2 separate regions of the Homo sapiens genome follow, and region 2 is linked to region 1. The links are chromatin loops, found by intact Hi-C in ENCODE. Cell type or tissue: mammary epithelial cell. All regions are shown on one strand. Links, peaks and the distances in the headings refer to the core of each region. The heading gives the core; the rest is flanking DNA. Region 1 overlaps INSC (INSC spindle orientation adaptor protein). Region 2 holds the start of CALCA (calcitonin related polypeptide alpha).

Region 1 (10,236 bases), core at 1,393-9,392:
ACTTCTTAAAGGTCCCAGCTCTCAACAAAGTTGCACTGGGGATTATGTTTCCAGCATATGAACCTTGGAGGACACAATCAAACCATAGCAGAACTTTTGCAGTTAAAGAACCCAAAGTGTACAGCAAACATCATATCAGATTTATGGGCAACATTCTCCTACTGATTATTGGAAAAGCACCAGTGGTGGTTTTTATGCAAATATCTAAAGGACACAGGCTAATATACAAAGGCCCATGATATATCACTGGTGCTAGTCTGCTCTTCTTAGTTTTGTTTTTTAGGGAGGTTGTTTTTGTTTTTGTTTTATGTGTCTAATTTTAAGGAAAAGGAGGTAGAGTTGGTTTCTGGATTGTAACAATTAAACAGAATCACGGGAATGCACTGAAAACGCAGCCATAGGAGCAGGAGAGTGACCTAGAGATGCTCAAATTTTCTCTTTCTTTCTGTCCTTCCAGACATCTAAAGGCTGCAGGAAAATACATGATGAGTGGGAATCACAAAGTGACTGGCATCCTGCTCATTGATCTAGGCAGGATGGACCTGTTCATCCAGGGTATAGTTAGAGGGCAAATTCAATTATAATCAGAAAGGGGAGCAAGGGTCACATCCAAGGAAGCAAAGACAAGTGACAGACCAAGGGAAAGGGCAAAGCATTTCATGGAATAAATAAACCCATGGGTCAGAGGCAGAATGCTAATGTGGACTGTACACCAGATAGGGACAAGGTTCAGGATGACGTCTGCAACAGTCTAAGAGGTTAATTAAAGGCTCCCTTTATACAATGAGGTGTTTGTTTTATGGCGTGGTGATAGAGCTGAGAGCTCCATAGAAAGCTGCAGAAGCTAAAACAGGCCTTCAGGATGATAATATTATCCTCCTCCAAACTAATATATCCCAGCACTCAACTTCTTTTGCTACGTCAAACAAGAATCTTTAGTTAAAAGTTAAATGGAAAAATACAAATATTCATATGTAATATGGAATGAAACAATGAATGAAAGGGATTATACAACCAGTTTGGCAGGCAAGTCAGTGAGGTAGAGAGAGAGAGAGACATATAGGCAGAGAAAGCAGGGATGAGTAATTAAGGTGGAAAGCAATTATGGATTGAGTAACTTAAGAGTATATAGAGTAAATAATTTCCCTGTTAGGCAGATGATTTTCCTTATAGCTGATTTTCAAACAGATGCTCTGAAGGTGCTTTGGGGGTGGATTTCCCTTTGGGCTAGGGTTACTAGGCATGTGCTGATAAGAAAATATCAAGTTTTCAGCAAAGCACTACTGGGCACAGCTGGGATCTGAATTGTACCCAACCTGCTTCTAGATCAGTGGTCCTCAGCCTGGTTCTTAGATGATTCGAATCATCTAGGACAGTCTTAAAGACACAGATATCCAGACTTTACCACCAGAAATTTGAATTTAATTGGTCTGTGGTGGAGTCTTGGTATCATTAGGGTTTTATTTTTGTTTTTGTTTTTTTGAGACAAGGTCTCACTCTGTCGCCCAGGTTGGAGTGCAGTGATCTGCCCGCCTCGGCCTCCTAAAGTGCTGGGGGTATCATTAGTTTGTAAAACTTAAAGTATAATTAAAAAAAAAAAACTCCTCAAGTAACTCTCATGGACATCCTGAGTTGAGCAGCACTGTTCTAGAGATATCTGTAATACAAGGAAGTTGCACAACCTTCACAGCGAGAAAAGCCTGGGCTCCTTGCTGACTTGGTGAAATGAGCAAGTTATCCACCTTCTATGAGCCTCATTTTTAATCCTTAAAATAATAATGGTATCATACTTAATAATAAAATAATAAGTTAAATGTTGACAGCTTTTTCCCTGAAATCAGTAACAAGGTAAAGATACCCATTATCACTGCTCTCATTTAAAACCATACTGCCCAATGCAATCAGACAAGATATGCAAAAATAGAAGGATTGAAAAAGTAGAGGCAAAACTGTCATTATTGACAGATGACATAATTGTGTACATAGAAAACTCTAATGAATCTATACACTATTAAAAACAGTAAGTAAATATAGCAAGCAAGATTACTGGATACAATATCAAACTTGTATTTTTTATGTATTACCAACAACAGAAAATAAAAATTAAAAAACACCATTTACATTTGCATGAAATCATAACTAGGAATAAATCTAAAAAAGATGTGCAAGATGCCAGCACTAAAAACTCAAAATATTGCTGAGAGAAATTAAAGACAGTTTGTATGATGTAGAGAGATGTACTCTGTTCATTGATTAGAATATTACACATTGTTTAAGATGTCAATTTCTGGCGGGGCCCAGTGGCTCACGGCAGGGCCCAGTGGCTCACGCCTGTAATTCCAGCACTTTGGGAGGCTGAGGTGGGCGGATCACCTGAGGTCAGGGAGGCTGAGGTGGGCGGATCACCTGAGGTCAGGAGTTCAAGATCAGCCTGGCTAACACGGTGAAACCTGTCTCTACTAAAAATACAAAATTAGCTGGGCGCGGTGGCACACACCTGTAATCCTAGCTACTCAGGAGGCTGAGGCAGGAGAATCGCTTGAACCCGGGAGGCGGAGGTTGCAGTGAGCTAGAATCGTGCCACTGCACTCCAGCCTGGGCGACAGAGTGAGACTCCATCTCCAAAAAAAAAACTATGTCAATTTCCAAAAATTTAAATTTTTAAAAACCCCAATCATTTCAGCAGGTATTTTTGTGGACATTGACAAGCTGATTCTAAAATGTATATAAAACTGTAAAGAAATTAAGAATTACCAAGATAATCTTAAAGAAGAACAAAGTTGGTTAATTTATGTTACCAAATAGAAAAATGTATTAGACTATAGGGGCCCCGTGCTCTATTGGCACAAGATGAACAAAAAGGCTAATGGAACAGAAAAAAAAAATCCAGAAACAGACTCATGCATGTATCACTATTTAAAAAAAAAAGAAAAAGGTATCACTTCAATTCAGTGCTGAAAGTACAGTCTTTTCAATAAACAGTGCTGGCTCAATTGGGTATCCATATGGGAAAAAAATTGACCTTGAACACCATTTTAAAATTAGGTTGAAATATATCATAAGCCAAAATTTTAAAGGCAAAACAATAAAGCTCCTAGAAGAAAATTAGGAGAATATTTTCATAATTTTGGAAAAATCAATGATTTCTTAAATGGACGCAAGCAGCACCGACTACAAAAGAAAAGGTCAATAAATTGAATTTTAACAAAATTAAGCATTTCTATTTATCAAAAGACACCATTAAGAGAATAAAAAAACCTACCACAGGCTGATAATATGTATCTTAAGAGAATTTATATGTAGAACGTGTTTTTCAAAGTTTATACATCAATAAGAAAAGACAAACAACCCAGTGTTTTAAAAATGGGCAAAAGACTCAGCCCTACATTTCACAAAAGATGATAACCAAATGGCCAGTAAGGATGTGAACAAGTGTTCAAAACCATTACTCATCAGGAAAATAAAAATTGAAACCATAATAAGAGAGGACGGTACACTCAAGTTGGTCACAAGCAGAGCACTGTATGTCCAGCTATTACAAATCTCCAAATAACTTGGTTTGTATTTTTGAAGTAGCCCAAAGAGAGAACGAAACACTCCTTTGGAAATTGATTGTCCATTAGCTGGGCTTGTGTCTTTCCAGCTCTTCTCCCTTTCTCTTCCTCCAGTAAGTCTCTTCCCCTTTTCTTATCCTCCTTCCTTCTCCCTGTCTCTCTTTATCTCTGTGGGTGACCAGAGGACCCACCACTTGCCGGCAGCAGGTTGTGGGTGATGGTTCTAGTTCTGGGCTTTGAGGGCTGGCCTACTGTCCATGCTGCACTGTCAGTGCCAGACTGTTCCCAGAAGTGGATCCTGCCTACCAAATTCTACCCTAAACCTTCACAGTGTATCATCCTTTCAATCCTCCCTCCACCCCACCAGCCCAAGCAACCTCCTTTACCCTGCTCCCCTCCAAACTAGCACTTGCCCCACTCCAGAAGCACTCAGGGGTGGCTGAGAGTGCCACCTCTGTACCTTGTCCCATGTCCTAGGCAATCTTTGCTTCCCTGTGAGCACGGCCTCCCTTCTCCCCAGCAACAGCACTGTGTTTTCATCAGACTTCTCATTTATTTTCTGCTCTCACCAGATTCTTTGGGACCAGCTAGGAGATACACAACAACTTTACCCTGCTAAGCCTGCTGCATCCCACTCCACCACACACACACACACACACACACACACACACACACACACACAAACTCTCAAATGCAGAGCTCCATCTAAGAATTCACAGGCACCCAGCTCTCTTCTAACAACTCCTGGAAGAACACCACCCACTCAACACAACCCAAACCCACAGAACAGGCATGTCTGTAGCCCACAGAACAGGCTAGAATTCCTAGCCCTGCCAGCTAAACATCTAACTTTTGTTCATCACATTACATCTCACAAAATTACTTCATATGCCACAGGATACCAGCAGAACTAGGAATCCCATCAAATGAGAAAATTGAGGCTCATAGGGATTAGAAAACTTCCCTGTGGTCACTTAGCAAATCAGTGGCAAATGAAGAACTTGTCCCAGGATCTCTTCACTAACATCAAGCCTGCTGAACTTTACCCAGGAAACATAGCCAGCCTCAAAGGGCTTCTACTCATCTGACTTATCTCAGGCTGACTTGCAGAGCTCATCTTGGCCCACCAACCTCCCTAAGTCTCTTTGAGACCTAAGAACTTGGGCTTAGGGCCATTAGAATTAGGAGACGGGCAAAGCCGGTGCAAATTGCCAGGGCTAAGTGGTGCAAACAGGGGCTCAGGGCAAATTCCATTCTGTCCTTATTGAGGGACCCTATGATGTTTATACTCCCCCAACTCCCACCCCTCATCAGGGTCTGAAACTGATCACAGCATCCTGCCATGCTGTTTCAAGTGAAGTCAGACATTCTGCATTCTGGTCTCAGCCCTGTGGTTGATCTCGGGAATGTGGGTGTGCACATCATTTCACCTCTCTGGGCCTCTATTTTCTCATCTGCAATGAGGAAGAACGAACCAGAAATCTTCAATTGGTATTTATTTGGTTTCATAGCAAACATTATTCACCTGTGTGTGCAAACCACTTCCCTGATGGACTAAAGAAGTGGGTGAGATAGTGTCTCTTGGTGGGGAAGCCAAGGCAGAGGTTTGAGGTCAGGCAGTGTGGGATACGCTTCCAGAGCAGTACCACATACTGTGTGAGCACCAAGGAGGGAGGATCACAGTCGGGAAGGAGGTCCAGAGGAGGCCTTAGAGCGAGATGTCAACAGTGGAGGTGAAACTCTCATTGGGACACCCAGCACAGGCAGAGGCTCCAAGGCAAGGAGGCCCCAAAGACCTTTGGTGGAGAAATTTGGTGGGAAGGGGAAAATAACTCACATCTATGGAGCATTGACTTGTATCATCTTCACAACCTGCAAGGCAGGGATTGACACTTCACTTTCACCTGTGATGAAATGGGGCTCAGAGGGGTGCAAGGTCACACACACAGTGAATAAGTGGTAGAGCTGGGCACCAAACCCAGGCTTGTTTACCAAAGGGGCAATGTGCTGGAGGCAGCTTGCTCAGAGGGCACCTTCAGTGCCAGGCTGAGGGGTTTGGATTTTGTCCAGTGGGAACTAGGAGGCCTAGGAAGATTTCCACTCCAAGAACACACAGGACAGACTCTCTGGGGAAATCTGGAAGTTAGATACATGTTGGAATGAAAGATTTGCCTACATCATCGGAGGCTGGCTCAGTAGGAAAAAGCCCTCACTGCCCTGAATTTGTAAACCTCCCCTACTCCCCCACTCACTCCGCCCCACACACTGGCCCTGACTGTTGGTCCTGGAGCCCAGAGACCACCAGCCTCAACAGCCCCAGGAGAAGCCTACCCCAGGCAGCCTGATGGAGCGGCCACTGGTGTTCTTATCCACCAGGGGTCGCTGTTGCACAGCACATGGGGTCCCACCGAGCCTCTGCGGATGGAGCCTGCTCCTGCAAACCCACTGCTGCACTTAGGCACCTGGACTGCCTGGCAGCCCCATCCCTTCTCCAAACTCAGGTTGGACCTGGCGGGAAAGGCGCAGTCCCCGAGCCTTCCTTCAGTCTGGAAAGTACTGGCCCATAATCTCAGCCTAGGTCTTTGTTAGAAGGGGAGAGGGCAGGTGGGGCAGTGTGGCTAATTTAGTTCCTGCCTCTTTGCATCCTGGCCTCCTTAAGTGCCCCCACCCCAGCCATCAAGACAGACAGACAGGAGCCTTGGTATGTCGAAAGTGAACAAGCCACAGTCCCTCTGAGAAGGCTCAATCATGGGCCCTGCCCCCTTGCAAGGCTGGGAAGAGTGACAATGACAGTGCCAGCCTCAGTTCCTTTCTGCCTGTCAGCCAGAGTCACAGCACAGCTAACCTGGGACCCTGGGCCTCTCTGCAAAGCCTTAGCCCATTCCCATGGGAGTTGAAGGCTAGTGTTTGGGGGTGTGAGGAGTGGAGGAAGCTGATAATCCTAGATGGGTTGAGTGCCAAAGAGAGGTGAAGAGGCATCTGCGACCTTCATTCAGAGGCATTCTCTCTCCCTCTCTCTAAAAGCTATTCCTAGGTAAGAAGGGATTGCAAGACAAATTAAGCAAAGATTTTTTTGCCTTGCATTCACAGCCCCTCTGTCTCTATCCAGCCTGGCTTATATATTAGAACCAACTCTAGCAAGAAAGTAGTAGCTTTGCTTTGGGATCTGCACACTATGACACCATTCACCTAATGGGACCAGGGGGCACACTTAGGATTAGGAGCAAAAACGCAGGGTTCTCAGTCCAGCCTCTGTCCCTCCCAGTATCTCTATCCTTTCCAGCCTCAACTTGCTCTTCTGTAAATAAGATGGAGGTGACCATCTCTCCCTGCCTTCCTTACAAAATGACCGTGAAAAGCAAATGGGCATAATGGTGAGAAAAACTGATTAAAGTGAGGTTTTTTTGCTTGTTTGAATTTTTTATTTATTTTTTGCAAAAATTAACTATTTATGACCATCTGCAATTATACAGGGAGCAGACAGTGGAGACAGACCCCTGTAAAACAGCAGCTGGGGCCACAGAGCCTCCCCACCATTCCCGCTTGCAGCCCACTCCCTCCTGCCCAGGGCCTCTGGGATTTCAAGAGCTCAATATAGGCCTCCCTGTCTTCATCTCTCTTCCAGCCCAGCACCTCAGCTGTCAGGGCCTATTGATTCCAAGAAGCTGCCCCAGGAAATGAGGGTGGGGCGTGAAGGAGCTGCATGGAGACAGGCAGCAGTTTTCCAGCTCTTGCCCTTGGTGATTTTCTTCTTGGACTTGAAATTGAGCCGTCCTCCCCGCTCTCCCCTCATCTTTAATTTCTGTATTGATTTTCATTAAACTACCCCCTTGGCTCCAGCACAGAGTGAACTAACTCGTTATTTGAAAAAATAAAATAAAAGGGAGGAGTGAGAATAAAAGGATGCTTTTTGAAAGTGAGGCCGTCTCTGGTCTTTCAGTTCTGGAAAAGACAATGACCAGAACTGTCCTGAAGGTTGTCTGAGCCTTGGGCTTTGAGTGCCCCCCACTCCTTTTGGCCACAGACCTGTAGCTTCCTATCCCTAACATCTCCAGCCCCTCATCTGGACCATAGTCCGCAGTCCAGCTCTAGTCTCCAGCCCCCTCCAACCCCATCCTGGCCTGGCCCCATCCAACCACAATCAATCCCTGAACCAGCAGTGCCCTGACCTTCCCCTTCACCACTCAGAGTACCTGGCACCCTGCCATGGTCATTGCAAAATCCCCAATAACCAGGTCCTTTGGGGGCAATGTGAAGTTTTCCCCAGACCAGCCTGGAAAAGTAGAGACAAATGGGCATGGGAGGAGGAAAAGGAAACAGACACAGGCAGAGTGCTTTCTCCACGCAGGCACCATTGCTGCAAGACCCACCCATATTGCTTCATTGCATCACCATAGCAGCCCTATAAAGAAGGTGGGAGTCCCATTTTACAGAAGATGAAGCTGGGATTCAGACAGGAGAAGTGACTTGCTCCCTCACCTCTCTTCATTCTTCCCCAAACCCTGCAGTCCTCCCCCTTGGTAATGCCAGTTCACCTTGCCAGCTCCAGTCCTCCAGGAAGGCCACCCTCAGCAGTCCACCCTGACCAGGCTGGGTTCATCTGCTCTCGCTGGACTGTGTGGCTCTGGGGCCCTTACTCCCTCCTTGGCCCTCATTTTCTCCCTCTAGTCTTCTCCCAAGTGAGGTCCAGAGAACACTGCCTTCTCCTTGGGGCTCCCCCAATTCACTGAACACAAAGACCCTGGAAGACTTGGAGACTTGGAGCCCCATTGGGTGGCTCCCTGCTGGGGTGGCTCCCTGCTGTGGTGTCCCCTCTGCCCCTGCCCTTGTTAAGACTGCTTTCCTCTGGTCTGCCTGGGAGCTCCTCCCTGGCCCTTCTGGGCCCAGCTTCATTGCCTCTTTGGTGCTGCCTACACCGGCAACCCCACCAGAGGTGGGGCCTCCTGCTTATAGCCTCTGATGGCCATGGGACAGCCCTTACCACTGTCTGTCCTGCTGGGCCTCTCCCCCTTCAGCCATCCTGGGAAGCAGGGAGCCTGTCTCTTCTCCAGAACCCAGCATAGGGGTAGGGAATGAGGAGTGATGTCAGATGAAGACACAGGGAAGGAAGGACAGATGTCCTGAAGCTTAGGATGCAGGGAGGCTGCAGCCCAGATGAACCAGACCTCCACGTGACAGCTCTGAAAAGAAAGAATGAGGCCTCAAAACGCCTGTCAGACACTTGTGGAGAGGCCTTTGCTGTGTGTTGGCATCTTGCCTCCATCCCTGCTTGTTGGGTGTCTGTGTCCGTCCCTTGCCCAGGCCAACACAGAGAACCTGGCTCCCAGTCCTCTGCAGTCCCTGCCTCAGAAGGACCAGCTATCCCCAGGTAGCAGAGGAAAGAGCAGGAGTTTAGAACCAGCCAGACTTAGGTTTGCATCCAAGCTCTACATTCATGACTGAGGAAACACTGTCTCGGAGTCTCAGTTTCCTCGTCTGTTAAAGGGAAAGACTGTGAGGACTCATCCCCCCTGGACCACCCAACTTCTCCATGTGTGCACTTCACTGCAACTTTGACCAGGCCAGCCCCTCTCCCACATGCCAGCCCTCCCTTCCCCACCAGACCCTAACCTTCCATTCATTTTCAAAGTCCAAGTGATTAGCATTATACCTGCCACAATCACAGTAGCCACCATTTATTCGCTGTCTACTCTGTGCCAAGCATCATATTACTATACATGAGGTAGATTTTATAGGCTCATTTTACTGATCAAGGAACTGTGCTAAGCAAATCCCCCAGGATAACATATCCAAGCTCACAGTGAGAAAAATCTGTTCAAACCCAGGATTGCCTGATTCTCCAAGTTCTCAGTCTCTCCACTGTAATAGGCTGCTTCAGTGATAAAAGAAGGAATTCATAGAGTGAATTAGTGGTGGACTTCGTGAGAGAACAAATGAGTGAGTAAGTTTACTTATTTTTTATTTTATTTTACTTTTAAGAAACAGGGTCTAGCTATGTTGCCTAGGCGAGCCTGGAACCCCTGGCTTCATGCATTGCTCCTGCCTCACCCTCTTAAAGCACTGGAATTTGAGTGAGTTTAAAAGTAAGTGAATGACTGACTGGCAAACAGAAGGAATGAAGAAGCAGAGACGAAGTGACTTCCCGTGAGTGAATGAATGAGACCATGACTGAATCTATGACCACAAAAGTCCCCCAAACCCAGCAAGGCTCAGGCATGACACAGCAGCAATTGGGATGGATGCAGTGACCTGTCTAGACCCACAACTCCGCTGGGGGCTGTGCAGGATTTAATGAACCTCTTCACGGTTGAAGGAAAGGAGGGGGAAGCTGCACAACAGAGACGAATTTCACCAAATCCAGCACGTTTCCCACTGCCAATTAATTAAGCGAACCTCAGTGAGAAGGCCAGGCCAGTAAATCAGGCGGAGAAGGCTGGAACTTTGATGTGATCTAATTTGGCCACGAACCATGCCCGGTGAGTGGGTGGCTGGCAAGAGCCCCAGGGAACCACACTTCCCCACTCCACCTTCACTCACCTGTCACTCTGTGGTTTCTACAATCCGGCCTGTGCCTGGTCTTCACCATCTTCCATCCTCAACACTGACAATGGCCAACCTCACCAGAGCCTCTGTGGGCAGTGCTGAGCAGCCCAGCTCACAGAGGGTGGCAGGCATGGACAGA
Region 2 (10,236 bases), core at 1,583-9,582, 240 kb after region 1:
GAGAGGTGAGTTAATGACCGTCCCTCCTGTCCTAAAGAGACAGACTTTTACAGTCAGTCTTGAAACTGCTCGGGGCTACACTAGCGCCCTCTGGACGCAGACTCTGGTTAGCGCCCCACGGCACCAGCCTTTGATTTGTAGCTGCCAAAGATTTGATAGTGGGGAGTACGTGTCTATTCTGAAGGCTGAAGACACACACCACAGTCAGGAGTAGAATTCCGACCCCTCAAAGTGACATGGCCACAAAATCTGCGTCTACTGGCTTTCATTTTGCGGTCACCGTGGCACGGGCGAAAGCTATGAACTCTCTCTTTAGGAAAACACACATCACAGACACACACACTTACAAACGGTTTCAGGAGGTTCTTATGTTAGAAACCTCTGGTCTTGGAAAAAAATCATTTCCGCTGAAGTATGTGGTAGCTGAGCGCAAATACCCTTCTGCTACAGCCCCAGTGGCAGAGGCCCAAGCACTACGCCCCACTCAGTGCCCGCACTGCGGCCTTCGCAACTCTTCAAGCAGCTCTGCACCGAAAACCCAGGCCGGAGATCCGAGCCTAAACTGCTGAAAAGCTCCAAGGCTCCGGACAGGGTCTCAGCAGGGGTTATCTTCCTTCAGGATCCGGGGCTCATTGTGCCCAAGATCCGCCATCCAAGCCCTGCTCTGCGCGCAGCTTGCCTGTTTCACGCTCTGCGCCTGACACGCGCCGGTGTCCTCCCGGGCCAGTTCCAGTCCCGGGTCCTGTGGCCGCCCTGCCGGCGGACCCTGCGGAGAGCGAGTCTTAGATACCCAGTCCCCAGCCCCGAGTTGTTATTCCCTCGCTGTAGTTAAGAAGGAGGAGATCAATTAAGGGCATCTTAGAAGTTAGGCGTTCCCGCTGCCTCCTTTGAGCACGGAGGCCACCAACCCCCTAGGGGGAAGAGATGTAGCGCGAGGCAGGGGTGTCGTGCTAAGAAATTTCGACGCTTCTGGGGACTGAGGACAAAGGTGCGGACACGACCCCGGGGTACCTGGAGTTCCGTGACTCGCGCCACGGACGGCACACCTAGGGGCTAATTTCTGCTCTGCCTCAAAGAACCTCAAGCTAGAGTCCTTGCCTCCGCCCACAGCCCCGGGATGCCGCTGCTGCGCTCACCGCACAGGCAGCGCCCGGACCGGCTGCAGCAGATCGCGCGCTGCGCGTTCCACCGGGAGATGGTGGAGACGCTGAAAAGCTTCTTTCTTGCCACTCTGGACGCTGTGGGCGGCAAGCGCCTTAGTCCCTACCTCTGCTGAGCTGAACGCTCAGGCACAGTGGAACTGAAACCCGGTTCTGCGGGATGTGAGAGCTGTTGAGGTCACGCGTAATTGGGTGTGATGGAGGGCGCCTGTTCGTGATGTGTGCAGGTTTGATGCAAGCAGGTCATCGTCGTGCGAGTGTGTGGATGCGACCGCCCGAGAGACTCGGAGGCAGGCTTGGGACACGTTTGAGTGAACACCTCAGGATACTCTTCTGGCCAGTATCTGTTTTTTAGTGTCTGTGATTCAGAGTGGGCACATGTTGGGAGACAGTAATGGGTTTGGGTGTGTGTAAATGAGTGTGACCGGAAGCGAGTGTGAGCTTGATCTAGGCAGGGACCACACAGCACTGTCACACCTGCCTGCTCTTTAGTAGAGGACTGAAGTGCGGGGGTGGGGGTACGGGGCCGGAATAGAATGTCTCTGGGACATCTTGGCAAACAGCAGCCGGAAGCAAAGGGGCAGCTGTGCAAACGGCTCAGGCAGGTGATGGATGGCAGGGTAGGAAGGGGGAGGTCCAGAGGTCTGGATGGAGGCTTCCGCATCTGTACCTTGCAACTCACCCCTCAGGCCCAGCAGGTCATCGGCCCCCTCCTCACACATGTAATGGATCTGAAGAGTACCCCGGGACAGTCCGGGGAGATGGAGATTCGGAAAGTATCCATGGAGATCTTACAGAATCCCCTGTGCGGACCAGGAAACTCTTGTAGATCCCTGCCTATCTGAGGCCCAGGCGCTGGGCTGTTTCTCACAATATTCCTTCAAGATGAGATTGTGGTCCCCATTTCAAAGATGAGTACACTGAGCCTCTGTGAAGTTACTTGCCCATGATCACACAACCAGGAATTGGGCCAACTGTAATTGAACTCCTGTCTAACAAAGTTCTTGCTCCCAGCTCCGTCTCTTGTTTCCCACGAGCCCTGGCCCTCTGTGGGTAATACCAGCTACTGGAGTCAGATTTCTTGGGCCCAGAACCCACCCTTAGGGGCATTAACCTTTAAAATCTCACTTGGGCAGGGGTCTGGGATCAGAGTTGGAAGAGTCCCTACAATCCTGGACCCTTTCCGCCAAATCGTGAAACCAGGGGTGGAGTGGGGCGAGGGTTCAAAACCAGGCCGGACTGAGAGGTGAAATTCACCATGACGTCAAACTGCCCTCAAATTCCCGCTCACTTTAAGGGCGTTACTTGTTGGTGCCCCCACCATCCCCCACCATTTCCATCAATGACCTCAATGCAAATACAAGTGGGACGGTCCTGCTGGATCCTCCAGGTTCTGGAAGCATGAGGGTGACGCAACCCAGGGGCAAAGGACCCCTCCGCCCATTGGTTGCTGTGCACTGGCGGAACTTTCCCGACCCACAGCGGCGGGAATAAGAGCAGTCGCTGGCGCTGGGAGGCATCAGAGACACTGCCCAGCCCAAGTGTCGCCGCCGCTTCCACAGGGCTCTGGCTGGACGCCGCCGCCGCCGCTGCCACCGCCTCTGATCCAAGCCACCTCCCGCCAGGTGAGCCCCGAGATCCTGGCTCAGGTATATGTCTCTCCCTCCCTCTCCCTCCATTCGTCATTTTCTCACTCCCTTTCCTCCTCTCCCTCTCTCTCCGTTAGTCTCTTCATCAGATAGTCTCTGTTAGTCCGCGATTTATACCAGGCTCGTGCCCTAGGTTGGATCGGACAGTCTCAATCCCCCGGCTCGCTCTTCCTGCTCGGCTGCGGACTCCAGTCTTACTCTCTCGCACTGCACACAGGCTTAGGCCAGTCTCGGGACACTCAGGCTCCCCAGGGACCGCGCACAGAGCCTGAGGCAAGAGAAACTTTCCGCAGACGGTGCGATCAGGGACGGCGTCTGGAGCCCAGCAGTCCCAGGGAAATTGGTTCAGAACCTGGAACAGAGCGGATGGGTGGCAAATAGGCACGACGACTGAGGGACAAGCAGCCCTAAACTGCAAGCCCCAGTCACAGGCTCTGGGAGCAAAGAGAGAAAGTCTTGGGTCCCAATTTAAGAGTAAAACTTGGTTCCTGCAGGGGACTGAGGTGCCAGCAGGCGGAGCTTAGGCTGAGCACTAAAATTGATTCTTTTATTTCTCAGATTCCAATTGCAGAGATAATCTCTGTGGATAGATCCCACCCCTCCCACCAAGGTGTATGCAAAAGCCCCAGAAGAGGAGGACAGCTCTGGGTTTCCTTATGGGATCAGCTTCTGTGACAGGGGCCTGGGAGCATGTCCTCCACAGAGACCTGGCTAACAGGTTTATATGTATCTGTGTGGCTTTGGGGAGAAGGGTAGGACTGAGACCTCCCCCACTCAGCTCTCCCTCTAGGATCGCTCCTCCAGCTCTATCAGACTGTGCATGCTACAGGCCCACTGAACCTCCCAGAAGTCCACTGTGCTGATGAGGAAACAAAAAAGAAGAGAAATATAATGACCAGTCTGAAGCCACAAAGCCAGAGCGTTAGAAGCAAGACAGAAAACCAGGATAGGAGCCAAGGTCTGTGGGCTCCTAGAACTTCGAACTGGCGCAGGTGGTTTATCTCATTCTTCCCTTGCAGAGAGGTGTCATGGGCTTCCAAAAGTTCTCCCCCTTCCTGGCTCTCAGCATCTTGGTCCTGTTGCAGGCAGGCAGCCTCCATGCAGCACCATTCAGGTAAGACAGCCTGAAGCCAGAACCACACTGGTATCAGACAATTCCATGCCTCTTAAGTGTGGTGTACTGAATGCTTAAAAACCGACAGGGGGCCGGGGTAAGGTATGTACTCATGCACATATATAATTTTTTGATATAAAAATGTGTGGTACACAATTTATAAGTAGTGATAAATATTTAGACAATATTCTTCATTATAATTTTTTTGAGACAGAGTCTCACTCTGTCATCCATGCTGGAGTGCAATGGCACCGTGTCGGCTCACTGCAACTTCCATCTCCTGGGTTCAAGCAATTCTCCTGCCTCAGCCTCCCAAGTAGCCGGGATTACAGGCGCCCACCACCATGCCCGGCTAATTTTTGTATTTTTAGTAGAGATAGGGTTTCACCATGTTGGCCAGGCTGGTCTCAAACTCCTGACCTCAGGTGATCCACCTGCCTCAGCCTCCCAAAGTGCTGAGATTACAGCCGTGAGCCACCGCGCCCGGCCTATTATAAATTTTATATAGCCCACTGAGTCTCACAAAATGCTTTTGTTGCTTTTAGCCAAACTTTTGTATGTGTAGCCATCCTATTTATCCTATTCAGCCATGATTTGAAAAATGAATTGCATCCTATTCTGTTAAATAGTTTGCCACTAAATTTGTTATTGTTAAATCTGGTATTTTACCTGTTGATCTATTTCTCACCCACATATAAATCTATTAAACTGAAACTATTTTCAGGTTCAGCACTAACTGTAAGTTTTTGCATTTAATTTTTAATAATGGCTGCACTCAGCTTGCAAAATTCTTGAAAATTTAACCATTAGCTTTCACAAGCCTATACAAACTGGCTCCAGCACACCACTGTTTAGAGGCCACACCAGTGCCTGGGTCCTGAGGAGGACACTGGCCTTGTGCCCTGTCCCCTAGGACTCCCGCTGGCCACATCCTCAGGGGAAGAAGCAAAGACCAGGAAGCCTGGCTGCTTATCCTGGGGAGGGGCAGGCAGGGGCTCACAGCCTGCACTGAGTTTGCTTCCCCTCCACAGGTCTGCCCTGGAGAGCAGCCCAGCAGACCCGGCCACGCTCAGTGAGGACGAAGCGCGCCTCCTGCTGGCTGCACTGGTGCAGGACTATGTGCAGATGAAGGCCAGTGAGCTGGAGCAGGAGCAAGAGAGAGAGGGCTCCAGGTGAGGCTCCCCAAGCGCTCAGCACAGGGCCTCCTCTCCCCGCAGCATACACAGGAAGGTGGATCCCGAGAGGTAGGAGAGAACACACTGGCCAGGAATCCAACAGGCTGTGTTGTTCACCGGGACCTGGGGCCCAGCTGTTCTCAGCCTCCAAGGGAGACAGAGGTCCCACTGCAGCTGGAGGTACCGTGGTTAGACATAACAAAAGGCTCCGTTTCTGAAAGTTCTTAGGAAATGAAATGGGGAGGTGTGGAATCGCTCACTGTGGGAATTGTTCTTGCAGTACTGGGAGACCTCCCAGCACTGGATGAGTTAAGACTAGTAAGGGTGAAGTCAGGGATACACATAGTACATCTCAGGAAGTTTTAGAAATTTGGATCCACCTTGTTAATCTGCATACGACATTCTTTCACACCTGCAAGGAGCTTTCATTTCACATTTGCAAGGTGAAGGTGAGGCCCTTGCAGGGGATGGGGATGGGTAGAGCAGTGTCTGAGGTAGGTTTGAGCCTTTAAATGTGTGGCATCTGTGGAGATGTGCATGTTGTCAGGAGGCCAGGGAGAGCACCCTTCCCCAGATCCACATCCCTGTGTACCTTGAGCCTGAGCAGAGACCAGCCCCTGGCCTGGCCCCAGCACTGCTCAGGCAGAGGCATGTGTTGCCCCTGCATCTGCCCTGAGAACCCCTCTGTCAAGCATGAAGGACTGAACAGCATGTGGAATGCCAGAAAAGATCATCCTTCCCCATCCAGCCCTTCCCTGCATTGCCCTAGCCCACTGCACCTCTGAGCTCTCCTAATGAAGGATAGATAAGTGAGCTGCCCTCCTGCCTGCCCCTCCTGCTCCCAGGGTCCCCTGCCTGGTCTAACCTTCTAAGTGACTGCCCATGGGGACAGATTCTGGTGCATGGTACTGTCTGGTATGTGTTTTCCCTGCAGCCTGGACAGCCCCAGATCTAAGCGGTGCGGTAATCTGAGTACTTGCATGCTGGGCACATACACGCAGGACTTCAACAAGTTTCACACGTTCCCCCAAACTGCAATTGGGGTTGGAGCACCTGGAAAGAAAAGGGATATGTCCAGCGACTTGGAGAGAGACCATCGCCCTCATGTTAGCATGCCCCAGAATGCCAACTAAACTCCTCCCTTTCCTTCCTAATTTCCCTTCTTGCATCCTTCCTATAACTTGATGCATGTGGTTTGGTTCCTCTCTGGTGGCTCTTTGGGCTGGTATTGGTGGCTTTCCTTGTGGCAGAGGATGTCTCAAACTTCAGATGGGAGGAAAGAGAGCAGGACTCACAGGTTGGAAGAGAATCACCTGGGAAAATACCAGAAAATGAGGGCCGCTTTGAGTCCCCCAGAGATGTCATCAGAGCTCCTCTGTCCTGCTTCTGAATGTGCTGATCATTTGAGGAATAAAATTATTTTTCCCCAAAGATCTGAGCTGTGGTGGTCATTGCTCTGATCTATGTCCCAGGCTTCATAGTGTCTAAGACCTATGCTTAGAAATAGCCTTAACCCTAGGCTAGCTGGACAGAGGATATGGTGGGTGGTCCCTTTGACCAAGCTCAAGCAGGAAGAACAGGGGTCCTAAGGAGCAGGTAAGCACCTCTAGGACTTGATGCTGCAAACTCCGCTCCTCTTCCAGGTAAGACTGAGGAATTTTTTATTTTCCTAAGAAAGGGTATTTGGTGCCCGTGACTGGGGTGTAGATTTTATAGTCCTTTGTGAATGGGGCTGGGTGTGGGACCATAATTCACTCCAGTGTCATAAACCTCCGCTTTGATTTTTAGTTAATTTATACAGGAAAGATTGGCTGTTACTGCTCCACATTCCATAGCCAGTCATCCAGAGTCACCTTGGGTTTTCTGACACCCCTGGGAATATCTATGGGGAGTGATCATGGCATTTTCCCTAATGGCCTTGTGATTTTCTGCTCTGATAATTGTGTTTAGGAGAAACACTTAAAGTTAATTGGTGCCTTTCAGCACAGCAACTTTACCATGAAGGTCCCATGGGGCTGACCTCTCTCCCAGCCTCTCACTCACAGATCTTCTCTTCTTTCTCCATCCTGCAAATCAGAATCATTGCCCAGAAGAGAGCCTGTGACACTGCCACCTGTGTGACTCATCGGCTGGCAGGCTTGCTGAGCAGATCAGGGGGTGTGGTGAAGAACAACTTTGTGCCCACCAATGTGGGTTCCAAAGCCTTTGGCAGGCGCCGCAGGGACCTTCAAGCCTGAGCAGCTGAATGACTCAAGAAGGTGACTGCCCTTGTATGATGGGATGGGAAGATGAATGACTGGTTTTTACAGGGGTGTAAAACCACTCTGAGCCTCTCTGAGACCATGTGGTTTTAAAAAATCCATAAGGGAAGGTACCCACACCAGTATCTGAGTTCCAGTAGCTAAGACCCTAGAATTTGGATTCATCTCTGTTTTTTCAGTCTCTCCTTGTAACCCTGAGATCATCAGACCAAGAAATACAGATCCTGTTTATTTAGAACACTGCTGTTTGACATTTATAATTTTGATTATTCTAGCCTTTGAGTTTGAAAGATAATGACACTATCATTTTAGAGTATACATTACTATGTTGTGTACCTCTGAATTAAGTGTACAGACTTGAGTTCAAGAACTGTATTTGCCCTTTACCAGCTATATGACCATGAACAGGTTACTTAACTCTCTCCAAGCCTCAGTTTCTCCATCTGTAAATTGAGGGCTACAATAGTACCTACCTCCAAGCATTACTATAAAGAGCAAGTGAGGTAATAGATGTTAAGTCTGACAATTAACCAGTAACTAAATTCTAGCTGTTATTTTCTTCCTCCTAGGTCACAATAAAGCTGAACTCCTTTTAATGTGTAATGAAAGCAATTTGTAGGAAAGGCTCCATGGAAGACATACATATAGGCATCCTTCTTGATACTGAAAACTATCTTCTTTGTTTGAAAGGAACTATTGCTAAATGCAGAACAAGCTCATTGCAGTTACCTATTGTGCATCTTTTTAAATACTTGATTATGTAACCATAAATCTGACAGCATGTCTCATTGGCTTATCTGGTAGCAAATCTAGGCCCCGTCAGCCACCCTATTGACATTGGTGGCTCTGCTAAACCTCAGGGGGACATGAAATCACTGCCTCTTGGGCATCTGGGGACACATGGTAATGCTGTGCCTTGACAGAAGTATTTGTTTAAAGAAATGTCAATGCTGTCATTTGTGAACTCTATCAAAATTAAAAATGTATTTTCTATACCCTTCAATGGAATCTCTGCTGCTATTTATGCTATTTTTCCCAGGAGAGTTTCAGGGGCCTGTAAGCACTCTGTTGACCAACCAATCTGACTCACTTAGCACAAAGACAACATGCCTGGGATGGATCCCTAGTGTCTTGTACCCTCAGTTTCTAGTGAAGCATCCCCTATTGGAATTAGGGCCTTGTGCATGTCAAAGAGAACAATTCATATTTATTTTCAGAGGGTGCCCTGGTCTCCAGCCTCAGAAGTTACCCATGTACTCCTCCTTCATGCAGGTTTGCCTTTACCCATCCCTGCCCTTCCTCCATATAAGAAGCTCTTCATGCACCCCTTAGCCTGCTTTAGATGGCTCAGAGCCTAAAATGGGGATCACAGACTGGCCAACCTAGAAAGGTCATCAATGCCATTCAACCCAACTTTTTTATTCTGTGAGGTTCAGAGAAATGTCTTGCTCAAGGTCCAGCAATAGGTTTAACAGAGACATTCACATACTTCACAAATACTTATTGAGTGCCTGCTATATGCTAGGCACTATTCTAGGCACTAGGAATAGAGCAATGAACTGAACAGAGCAGACAAAACTCCCTGGGCTCATGGGCTTACATTCTAGTGGGGGAGATTGAGGTGGTACATGCTATAGAATCAAGGACTCTCAGTATTGGAAGGAATCCAGAATGTCATAGAGTCTGATGCCTTCCTTATTCAAGGTAGGAATTACCCAGCATCAACAACCATAGCATCCTTTGGGACCACCAGTGACAAGCTGCTGAGTGTAACTCCCAAAGTGAGTTGGCAGCCAGTTTCACTGGTGGTAGTCAGCTAATTAGGGTTAGTTATTAGCTAACTAGTCAGCTAGTGGTTAGAAAAGTCAGCTCCTTCTACCCACTGACTCTATTTTCTCAGGCCATATAGAATTATGCCCCCTTCTCTCCTTCAGTCTGTATTCAACACAATAACCCACTGTGACTGTAAAAGATAGATCACACCGTGTCTCTCCTATGCTCAAAACATCCCAGTGACTCCCCATCTCATGAGCAAACACCTGAAGCATTGCAGGCCAAGTTGATCTTCCCTTTCTCTCCTCTCACCACCACCCCCATTACCTGCCTGACCTCATCTCCTACTCTCCCGCACACTGGCCCTCTTACTATTCCTCAACTTCTGTCTTCCAGCACTCAACCACCACTCGTACTCTGTGAAGAACACCCTCCATCCACGGCCCTCATCTCCTCCAGTTATTTCTCAGATGTCACCTATCCTGACCATTCTTTCTGAAATTGCACTCCACTCCCACTAACAACATACGCTAGCCCTCTTCTTTGCTTAATTTTTTTCTCCTTACTATTTATTACCTCTAGTATACTATATGTTTTGTATATTATTTTGTTATTTGTATCCCTCCCAGCCTTAAGTATAAGATTCACATGGTCAGGGATATGGTTATTTTGTTAATTGCTGTATCCCAAAATGCTGAACAGTGTGCCTGGCACAAGGTAGCACTCTATAAATGTTTGTTGAATGAAAGAGTAAATGAATGAAGTAAAGTCTTCTTCTCTTTTACTTTTGTGGTCAACTCTTAGGTTCCCTCTGGACCTATTTTTCTTCATGCCAAATTCTCCAAGGGCCTTAAGCTTTAACAATCACATCTGGATAGTAAATTGTTCAACAGCCTAAAGACTGCAGTGGCCATCAGTTTGTCAGTAACTCTGTTTCCTGCCTCAAGACTTTTTTTTTTCCTTTATTATTATACTTTAAGTTTTAGGGTACATGTGCACATTGTGCAGGTTAGTTACATATGTATACATGTGCCATGCTGGTGCGCTGCACCCACTAACTTGTCATCTAGCATTAGGTATATCTCCCAATGCTATCCCTCCCCC

The links. Peaks named below come from ENCODE experiments on the same cell type or tissue, not always from the same donor. Only the 100,000 strongest peaks of a DNase experiment are listed, where the experiment ranks them.
Region 2: it touches region 1 in a loop (8-fold over the local background); 19 of 110 quality-filtered maps call a loop at or near these places.

Annotation. Positions count from the first base shown.
Region 1 is chr11:15,204,506-15,214,741 of GRCh38, reverse strand. The region is part of intron 7 of INSC (INSC spindle orientation adaptor protein); the gene reads right to left. Among named protein-coding and RNA genes, the nearest start is that of INSC, 95 kb to the right of the region's middle. RefSeq lists a silencer at 5,932-5,981. In mammary epithelial cell, for the core only: a CTCF peak has its summit at 5,929 (motif pointing right); no DNase peak of the experiment used is centred there.
Region 2 is chr11:14,964,794-14,975,029 of GRCh38, reverse strand. It overlaps CALCA (calcitonin related polypeptide alpha), which reads left to right and starts at 2,679. Exons shown (of 4, transcript NM_001741.3): 1 at 2,679-2,785; 2 at 3,829-3,923; 3 at 4,955-5,095; 4 at 6,033-6,529. The coding sequence starts at 3,838. The coding sequence ends at 6,231. RefSeq lists enhancers at 1-235, 2,852-3,498 and a silencer at 1,198-1,247. In mammary epithelial cell, for the core only: a CTCF peak has its summit at 4,997 (motif pointing left); no DNase peak of the experiment used is centred there; H3K27me3 peaks cover 1,736 bases.